Linked DNA regions of Homo sapiens: region 1 is linked to region 2. A link is an interaction called in ENCODE POLR2A ChIA-PET data of the cell type or tissue named here. Cell type or tissue: Caco-2. All regions are shown on one strand. Region 1 overlaps SLC11A2 (solute carrier family 11 member 2). Region 2 holds the start of HIGD1C (HIG1 hypoxia inducible domain family member 1C).

Region 1 (5,000 bases), 57 kb after region 2:
TAGCCTCCCAAAGTGCTGGGATTACAGGTGTGAGCCTGGGCTCAGCCAGAGTTTGACTCTTTTTCATCAACAAACAAGAGGAAGGATAGCTTGAGGCCAGGAGTTCAAGACCAGCCTGGGCAACATAGTGAGACCCTGTCTCTAAAAATAAAAATAAAAATAATGAGCCTGGCATGGTGGCATGCCATCTATAGTCCCAGCTACTGGGGAGGCTGAAGTGGGAGAATCACTTGACCCCAGGAATTCAAGGCTACAGTGGGCTATGGTTGTGCCACTGCACTGGAGCCTAGATGACAGAGCAAGACCCTGTCTGTAAAAAAGATTAGATAGACAGATAGATAGATAGATAGATAGATAGATAGATAGATAGACGGACAGACAGACAGACAGAGATAGATAGATATAGATGGGGTGTGTGTGTGTGTGTGTGTGTGTATATATATATATAGATATATAGATATAGTCTTCAGAGATTGCCAGCCAAAATTAAACCTGAGGCTGCTGAACTTGAGCCATCCAGCAGATCTTTCACTCACAGGTTTTCCCCAGACAATAGTGTTCTCCTCCAAGGACCTGATACTAACCTCCTCCTCAGGAATGGAGATCTTCTCATTAAAGTAAGTGGCGAAGTACTCCTCTGAGTCCCCAGGGGACTGTGAAAGAGAGGGATTACTATAGGCAGGGTTGATGTTACCAAGACTGGCAGACTCCCCATGATCTCCAGAAACACTGTCTGAATTAACAGATTTGAAAATAAATTAGTAAAAAATGAACAAAATACACTAACAATTCATCCTTAGTATACTGAAATTAAATAGTTTAATATCTAAATGCACAAGAGACCAACCTGACTCTAGCTCAATTTATTTTGAATAGTTTATTTTTAATGTACATTTTAGAATAAGTAATACATTCACATGGTTAAAAATTCAGGAAGTAAAAAATTTAGCCTACACTAAAAAAGTTATCTCCCTCCCCCTCCCCCAGTCACTCAATTCTCTAGATCAGTTTTAACTCACAATGGTTTTCCTACTTCCACACTTCTACTCCTACTTGGGAATTTTTAGAGCCATTTCATTTTCCTCTAAAAACACTGACATATGGGCTCAAAATATCATATTCCCAGACCAGCTCCTGGTAACCTAAAATCCTAGCTTTTAAAAGAAAAGAACTAGGCCTGTCTAGCGAAATGTCCTCCCCACCTCCTATATTTGGTAGGACTTACTCAAATAATCGACCGTGGACATTATACCTCCATCAGACTTCTCAAAAAATGTGCAAGTTACAAAATCCTGCCACAGTTCAGGCTAAACTCTGAAGCTGCAGCAAAACCACCAAGCAGGAACCCTTTGTACTCTGACTAAGGCTTGCAGTAAAGTGCCGCCGGTCACGGGGTACTGGCACCCTCGTGATGGCAGGGCTCATCTCAGACTGATATCAGCGTTTCCCTGAGTTCTGCATTTTGCAGTCAATCTTAAATATTGGGAAGCAGAAGGTCTGGGAGAAAAGGGATACCCTGCCAGAAATACACAGAGCCTAGTTTGCTTCAGCCATCAAATGGCTATTTTGAATCACAAAGCTCTAATCTCTGTGTTTGCAATAAATCCTTACAACCTCTAATTTAAACAAATAAGAGCTTTCTTTCCATAGGGAGCTGACTCATATCATCTTAATTAAGCAGCTTTAAATTAATGAAGAAATTTATAGAAAAGGAACAGAAATTCCAAAGAAGCTCAGATTTAGGAAGGAATAGTCAAAGCACTCAAGAAGCTCCAATCAAATACAGAGCGTAAGGTACTCGCCCTGTATTTTACTGCTCCATACACATCTGAAACACCAGGAAGCATCATGAGTAGCCAAAACACTCCAGAGGTTTTTATCCTGGGTCTGGGAATAACATTGCCCTTGCAAGCATTACTGCCAGAAACCAAATTTCAGCTAATCTTGGCTCAACTCAGAATTGTAAAAAAGATACGAAGCAGGTCTCTGGTTAAAAATCTGTTTTCAGGGCCGGGCACAGTGGCTCATGCCTGTAATCCCAGCATTTTGGGAGGCCGAGACGGGTGGACCACCTGAGGTCAGGAGTTCAAGACCACCCTGACCAACATAGCAAAACCCCATCTCTACTAAAAATACAAAAACATTAGCCGGGCGTGGCGGCAGGTGCCTGTAATCCCAGGTGCTCGTGATGCTGAGGCAGGAGAATCCATTGAACCGGGGAGGCGGAGGTTGCAGTGAGCCGACACAGTGCCACTGAACACTAACTAGCCTGGGCAACTAGAGCAAAACTCCGCCTCAAAAAAAAAACCAAACAAACAAACAAAAAAAAAACATTCTGTTTTCAGGATGGGCGCGGTAGCTCATGCTTGTAATCCCAGCACTTTGGGAGGCTGAGACGGGCGGATCACTTGAGGTCAGGCATTTGCGAACAGCCTGGCCAACATGGCGAAACCCTGTCTCTACTAAAAATACAAAAATTAGCCGGGCATTGTGGCGTGTGCCTTTAGTCACAGCTACTCGGGAGGCTGAAGCAGGAGCATCACTTGAACCCATGAGGCGGAGGTTGCAGTGAGCCGAGATTGTGCCACTGCACTCCAACCTGGGTGACAGAGACTCCACCTCAAAAAAAAAAAAAAAATCCATTTTCATTTACAGCCTAAGTCACCAGATGGTGACTTTTGAATGGAGTTGTTAGAATAGATGATGACAGATGATGACAAGAGGAAAAATATGATAAATTTCTGTTACCAACATAAACCTAATTACAAATAAAATTAGACAATAACACAAAGCGGTAAATTACCATCTGACATCTTCTGTTCAGGACCCAGCACCATGGTGGATACCTGAGTGGCTGAGTTCTTAGAATATGATTCTGGAAAGGAGAAAAGTGAGGGAGAAGAATTAGGAAGAACAAACTAACAAGTTCAGAACCAGCAGTTTGTTACTCTGTATGACTGAATCCTTACTATGAAAAGAGTAATTTTTCTACTGAATTAGGTAACCTTGAAAATAATTACAGTTTTCAGAATATGACTGACAGATATTTAACAAAAAAAGAAAAGTCTTAGTCAAGATTTTGCTGGCAAGACTTCAAAACCAAATTGAAGTGTTACAGCTCTTTTAGAATGTGTCTAGCAGGCTTTCTGGCTTTCACTGTGAAACCCTTCACGGATGGCAGGGGGTGGTGGACAAATTGAACAGGAGGTATTTTAGTGAGACAGCAAATACCATTTTTTTTTTTTTTGAGTCTTTGAGTCGGAGTCTTGCTCTGTCGCCCAGGCTGGAGTGCAGTGGTGCAATCTCAGCTCACTGCAACCTCTGCCTCCTGGGTTCAAGTGATTCTCCTGCCTCAGCCTCCCGAGTAGCTGGGATTACAGGTGCCCGCCACCACGCCCAGCCAATTTTTTGTATTTTTAGTAGAGACAGGGTTTCACCGTGTTAGCCAGGATGGTCTCGATCTGCTGACCTCGTGATCCGCCCGCCTCAGCCTCCCATAGTGCTGGGATTATAGGCATGAGCCAACGCACCTGGCCAGGCAAATACTTTTTTAATAAGCATCTACACAGAGGCTGCTAGGCAAGTATCCATTCTCTGCCTTTGCCTCCAAATTATCCCAAGTGTCTAAAGCCAGACACATTTCCCCCTATTTTATGAGTTGTTTTTTTTTGTTTTTTTTTTAGTTTTTTTAGACGGAGTCTCACTCTGTTGTCCAGGCTGGAGTGCAGTGGCACGATCTCAGCTCGCTGCAACCTCTGCCTCCTGGGTTCAAGCGATTCCCCTGCCTCAGCCTCCAGAATAGCTGAGATTACAGGCGTGTGCCACCATGCCTGGCTAATTTTTGTATTTTTAGTAGAGACACGGTTTGACCATGTTGGCCACGCTGGTCTCAAAGTCCTGACCTCATGATCCGCCCACCCCACTTCCCAAAGTGCTGGGATTACAGGCATGAGCCACCACGCCCAGCCTATTTTATGAGTTTTTAAGGACAGAAATCTGTAATTCTCTTTGGTCTAAAATATGTAATTTAAGCTCATGGTTCAATCTTCTAGAAAGGGTAGGAAAAAGCACCATACAAGCATACTGGTAGTGGAAGGCCACTATTTGGCAGCCTCAAATCTTCCTAAGAAAGTAAAGTCTGCAGCCATAATGTTCTAGACCTCATTCCTCAACCCTCTGACAACTAGAAGAAACTAGTCACCCGTGGCCCAGCCCCTCCCAAGCTCTCCAAGAGAGCTGAAGCACCAGCAGGATTAAGCATAGCGTGTGGGATGCCAGCCTTTGTCTACAGGTCCTGTACTAAGCAACCCGCAGTGGGGCGGGTGGAGTCAGGGGTGGGGTGGAAGTTCCAGATGTCCATCATCCTGTTAAGTTTAATTGGGAGGGAGGATTTTAGCAAGCTCACTTGGGAACAGATCTATGGCATATTCTCCATTGAGCCTTACCAATAAGGCTATTAAAAAAAAAATGTTTCAATCTTCTTATCTACTTCTCAGTTGATTTCAAATTTAGAAGGGGAAGGACAACATAGTATTCATTGATAAGCCCCTCTTTGAATCCCAATAATAACTGTCCTACTGAAGAAGTGATGAAGCCTCGCTTAATGATCTTTTACTGCTTAAATCTAGTCTTTTTTCCACCCTTGTCCCTTATATGTTGTTCCTACATGAACAATCTTCTACTTGCTGTTTCAGGTTTTGGGTAATCTTTCTATCTACCAACATATTCTGTACTTATAGAATTACAGAATTCAGACCAGAAAGGAGCTTTTCTTTTCTTTTTAGGTTTCATCTGTCTTCTGGGGCATATATACCACCACCTGCTAATTTGGAAAACATAATCCTTCCTCTCTAGAGTCACCAATGCCAAGTATTATATTACAACGGACAACTAGCCATGTGTCTCCTGTCAGGTTTTAAGCCACCAGATGACTAAACATCAGCCAACAGCCCCCAATAATACTGACTAAATTCAACCCCTCTTTCAGTCAATGACAATAG
Region 2 (5,000 bases):
AAAGTACCTGTTCAGAAACTACTTATTAATTAAAAGGGAGAAAAAAAAGTAACCACAGTGGAGAACCAGGCAGACACCACGTTAATCCACATGATGAAAGCAGTGGTGTGCTAGAGCCCATTCCTACCAACCCAGGAAAGGGACATTTCCCAACTTTGTGTTCCGTGATGACAGACTCTATTTAGAAATTGGGCATGGTGGGAATATTTACAACACAGAATGGGGCAATGGCAAATGCCACAGAACAGGGCAATATCTCCCCCTCCAGAGCCAGTTGAGTTGTTAAACATTTGTCAGCACCACACTGGATCAAAGTTAACTACCACCAGGCAATTCAACTTTCTGTGTCTCCTGATATTTCACACTAAGAAGAGCACAACATCATTTTTGTCATATTCTGCCCAAAATGTATGACCTCAATCTAGTGAGAAAACATGAGTTGGGGGAGGGGACGGGAACACAGGATTAGATTGAGAGGCATCCTACAAAATAACTGGCAAAACATCAAGGTCGGCTGGGCGCGGTGGCTCACACCTGTAATTTCAGCACTTTTGGGAGGCCAAGGTGGGTGGATCACCTGAGATCAGGGGTTTGAGACCAGCCCGACCAACATTGTGAAACAAAATCTCTACTAAAAATACAAAAAAATTAGCCGGGCGTGGTGTGGCGCTTCTATAGTCCTAGCTACTCGGGAGGCTGAGGCAGGAGAATTGCTTGAACCAAGGAGACAGAGGTTGCAGTGAGCCAAGATTGCGCCATCACACTCCAGCCAGGGTGACAAGAGCGAAACTCCATCTCAAAAAAAAAAAAAAAGAAAAAAAAATCAAGGTCAAGACAGACAAAGATGATTAGGAAGGTGTTTCAGACTAAAGGAGACTAAAGAAACAGGACAACTAAATGCAATATATGATCCTAATTGGATGCTAGACCAGAAATTTTTTTTTTTTTTTTTTTTTGCTATTAAGGACATAATTGGGACAACTGGTGAATATGAATAAAATCTTTAGATTGAAAAACAGAATTATATCAATGTTAAGTTTCTGATTTTGAACACTGTACTATGGTTATATAATAAAAGAATGCCCCAAATGCATACAAAAGTATATGGAAGAAAAGGCATAAGTCTGCTACTGTCAGGTGGTTCGCCAAAAATATTTTTTAAAGAAAGAAACATGTTAATAAAGGAAAATGCGGGTACCAGACACACAGTTCTTTGTACTATTCTGGGGACTTTTCTATAAGTCTGAAATTATTTAAACATTAAGTTACAAGGGAAAAACCATGAACGCTACCTGATCCTCTGCCCTCATCTCTAGGTCCACATGGCTGCAGTCGGAGGGAGGCGGTGAGCAAGGTGTTCTCCAAGGTCTCAAGGGGCCCCAAGGCTACAAGGTCAGAACAGAAGCAAAGGCCACGTCCACCACCGACCCACCTCAAGAGCCACAGCCTCTCGGGTCTCCACAGCCCCACTCAGGTCTCACACACAGGCGCAGGGACTAGCCACAGGTGCAGCAACGTCACGTCTTTCCCCTGGGCGCGTGTGCAGCTCGAGGCTTTGCAGGAGGCGCACCTGCGATGGCCTTACCGCCAGGTGAGCCCGGCGGGCTCTCATCGCCTCAGCCGGAGATTCCAACTGCAGGGAGCGCACCTCCTCTGGCTAGGGCGTGTTTCCGAAGGATGGCAAGAATCCTGGCCTCTGATGGCTATCTTCTCCCCTTCCCCTCCAAGCCCAGTGTTGTGACCCTGTGCCCTCTTTCCCCTCAATTTTGGGCCCAGGAGTCAGGTACTAAGACTCAACAGTCACAGAGGGAAGTCAGGAGCTCCCTTGTGAAGGCAGACTTAAGCAAATGCATCTTCTTCCAAAGCCTTCATGTTTTTCTTAATGTTGGCTTCAAAAGCCTAGTTTGTGGCCCAGGCTGCTACTGGTGAGTTTCTAGCAGGGTGCTGGAAATCTTGGCCAATACCAGCCGACCACTCCCCCAGTCCCCTGGGGCGTGTTTCTGGGCTTTCCCATTATCAATTAGTTGGAAATTGCACATCGTGTCCTGGCCTTACAACAAACACCTGTTCTGATCTACAGCCTCTTGCTGAAGGAACAACAGGAGACAGACAGCAGGTGGCGGGGTGTGCCACAGGTATTGTGCTTCTTACGCTTAAGTTTTCTGATGAAGTCTCATTCATAGGATGAAGCCGCTGTATTTGAATTCTGGGGTGAACACAATAAGCTGCACAGGGAACAGACTCAGGCGCTGCTAAATCTGTTGTGATTATAGTTGCTTTTGCAAGTTTCTTCATTCATCCTATGTAGACAAGCCAGGCTAGACAAGGAATCCATTGTCTAGCATAGCAACTGGCACACAGTAGGTGCTTGGTAAATATCTGAATGACTTTATAATGCCCTGCACATTCTGCAGAGTTGAAGTGATCATTCTCCCAATACCTGTAAATCTGGAAGTATTTTTGCCTATGTTGGCACTGCCATACTTCTTTAAAATGATACTTTAAAAAGAAAATGTGTTCTTCAAATACAGTGCTTGTGGAAGAAGTCCTGAGGTTCCCAGTGATCTCAAATGCTGAGCAGTGGAAAGGAGACTGAATAACAGCATTATGATCTGTGTTTTTACTCTGTATTCATGAAATCTGATTATCATTTCCTCTATGTATTTTTTTCTTATCCCCTTCCCCTGCAAAATGAAAAAATTCGGTAGTGAAAAGTGTGAAGGAAAGACAATTGTTTCAGTTGAGCAGATAGGCTTATCAAACAAATGAAAACAAAAAAACACATAATCAAGAGTATGATGGGAGAGGAAAAACAAATTATTTTTAATGATTCACGGCAACCACATTTATATCCTATTGTTACTAGAGAAAAAAATGTCTTCAGATAACCAGTGGTCAGCAGATGAGGATGAAGGCCAATTATCCCGACTAATCAGGAAATCTAGAGACTCCCCCTTTGTCCCTATAGGTAAGTACAAGCCTTGACTGGATGCAGAAAACTGTAATAACACAATGATGCCTTACCCAGTGCCTTTGCGGATTGAAATGTTTCTTATAATTGAATTTTTTCAGATAATTGAAGCTAACCTCCTCTAAGCATGTGTTGAACTTTCAGAATAGTTCCTAATACATGGTAAGCCCCCAGTAAATGTTAGCTGTTATTTGAGGCATCAAATTTTATTCTATTTTATCCATTTCATTAGAAGTCTACCTAAAATTATTAGTTCCTAGCCAGTCAAATGGAATAGATTGAATGAATATTAACATTTCAGTCATAACTCAGGACCATCAACAGCAGCATCAGTTTATTATATTTAAAGCCTATTAGGGACTATTGAGATGCATATGTCTCTTTGTCTTGTAAGTAATCTAAACTTTAAGTTCTTACATCTTCTGTTTATAGATTTTTCTGTTTCTATCTTACTATTGGGCACATTAAAAACTTCTGCTTCTAGGCCGGGCACGGTGGCTCATGCCTGTAATCCCAGCGCTTTGGGAGGCCGAGGTGGGAGGATTGCTTGAGCTCAGGAGGTGCAGGTTGCGGTGAGCCAAGATCACACCACTGCACTTCAGCCTGGGTGACATAGTGAGACCCTGTCTCAAAAACAAACAAACAAATAAACAAAAAACCAAAAACTTCTGCATCTAATGTTTTTAATGCTCTGTAGCACCAGAAGCTAGATAACCAAGCTTGAAAGAACTGTGGGTCAATTCAGAGGAAAGCTCTGAGTAAAAGCCTGGATCTATCTGAACACTTGTGAGCATGAACTTTGGAGTGGTCATTTTGGCTGCTCAGTGGCCCTCTGTGCTGGCTTCTTGGTGTGCTCCAGGTGTTGAGTTTGATGGCAAAATAAATTCTGGACTAAAGAAGTGATACTATAATTAGGCCGGGCACAGTGGCTCACTCCTGTAATCCCAGCACTTTGAGAGGCCGAGGCAGGTGGATCACTTGAGGTCAGGAATTCAAGACCAGCCTGGCCAATAGGGTGAAACCCCATCTCTACTAAAAATACAAAAAGTTGGCTGGGCATTGTGGCACACACCTGTAATCCCAGCTACTCAGGAGGCTGAGGCACCAGAATCACTTGAACCCGGGAGGTAGAGGTTGGGTGCAGAGCGAGACTCCATCTCAAAAAATAAAAAAGAGAGATACTATAATTAGATCACCTAATAATCTGGACCCTTAGCCTCTTTATCCTTTCCCCACACATATTTAGTATGTTTACATTTTCAACAAGTATTATGTGTATGTGGACTTTAAAAAACCCCACAAAACCTAAGCACCAATATTATGTTTTGAAGTCTGAGCTTTCTCTTTCTTCTCCATGGATGTATACTGCAGCCATGCCTGTTTCCTTGTGTTCATTTTGTCTGGAAACTATTAAAATAGTTTACTTAAATCAGACTGACATAAGTTTGCAAAAATATTAATTCCATAAAAACTTCTAAATAGGTATGTCAGATGTTCCCGTTAAGTGTTACTCTGACTCTAGCAACTTCCTAAGTGTCATTATTCACATATCAAGAAAGAATCAAATTTTACTTTACAGTAATATTCTGTTTAGAAGTTTTAAGACTTATAATAGCACCCATAAGAAATGGAAGCAAATAATTTAATAGTGATTTATCTTCCTTAGCATTTTTAGTTAAAAAAAATTCGAAAACTCAATGCTACTTGAACAGATCACTATAATGAACAGAAATTAATTAATAAACAGAGACAAAGAGACATACGCACCACTGTGCCTGTTGTATATTAAATTATTTTTCCAGAGACATTTAGGATGATTAAAGTGGAAAGATAAAAGTGTTTCCAGCTAAATTCAATTATAAACAAACTAGAGACACTATATGGAAAACAGTAAAGGTTCTGACTTTAATCTCCAAAAGAAACAAAACCAATTTAAGTAAGAACAGAACTTTCATTTGATTAAGGGAATAGAGATAAGTTTTTGCTAAAAAATAAATAATGATAAAATTTGGTAGGCTGGGCACAGTGG

What was found. Peaks named below come from ENCODE experiments on the same cell type or tissue, not always from the same donor. Only the 100,000 strongest peaks of a DNase experiment are listed, where the experiment ranks them.
Region 1: POLR2A ChIA-PET joins it to region 2 with 5 read pairs; 3 of 35 experiments call an interaction of 5 or more read pairs at or near these places.

The regions. Positions count from the first base shown.
Region 1 is chr12:51,007,892-51,012,891 of GRCh38, forward strand. It overlaps SLC11A2 (solute carrier family 11 member 2), which reads right to left. Exons shown (of 16, transcript NM_000617.3): 2 at 2,804-2,875; 3 at 585-733. The coding sequence starts at 2,837. It also overlaps the pseudogene RNU7-39P. Among named protein-coding and RNA genes, the nearest start is that of SLC11A2, 16 kb to the right of the region's middle. In Caco-2, no CTCF peak of the experiment used is centred here; no DNase peak of the experiment used is centred here.
Region 2 is chr12:50,951,125-50,956,124 of GRCh38, forward strand. HIGD1C (HIG1 hypoxia inducible domain family member 1C) reads left to right here and starts at 1,420. Exons shown (of 5, transcript NM_001109619.4): 1 at 1,420-1,591; 2 at 2,081-2,135; 3 at 2,867-2,968. The coding sequence starts at 2,875. It also overlaps a transcript of SLC11A2 not described here. RefSeq lists an enhancer at 1,502-2,002. In Caco-2, a CTCF peak has its summit at 2,121 (motif pointing right); DNase peaks (open chromatin) are centred at 1,467 and 2,074.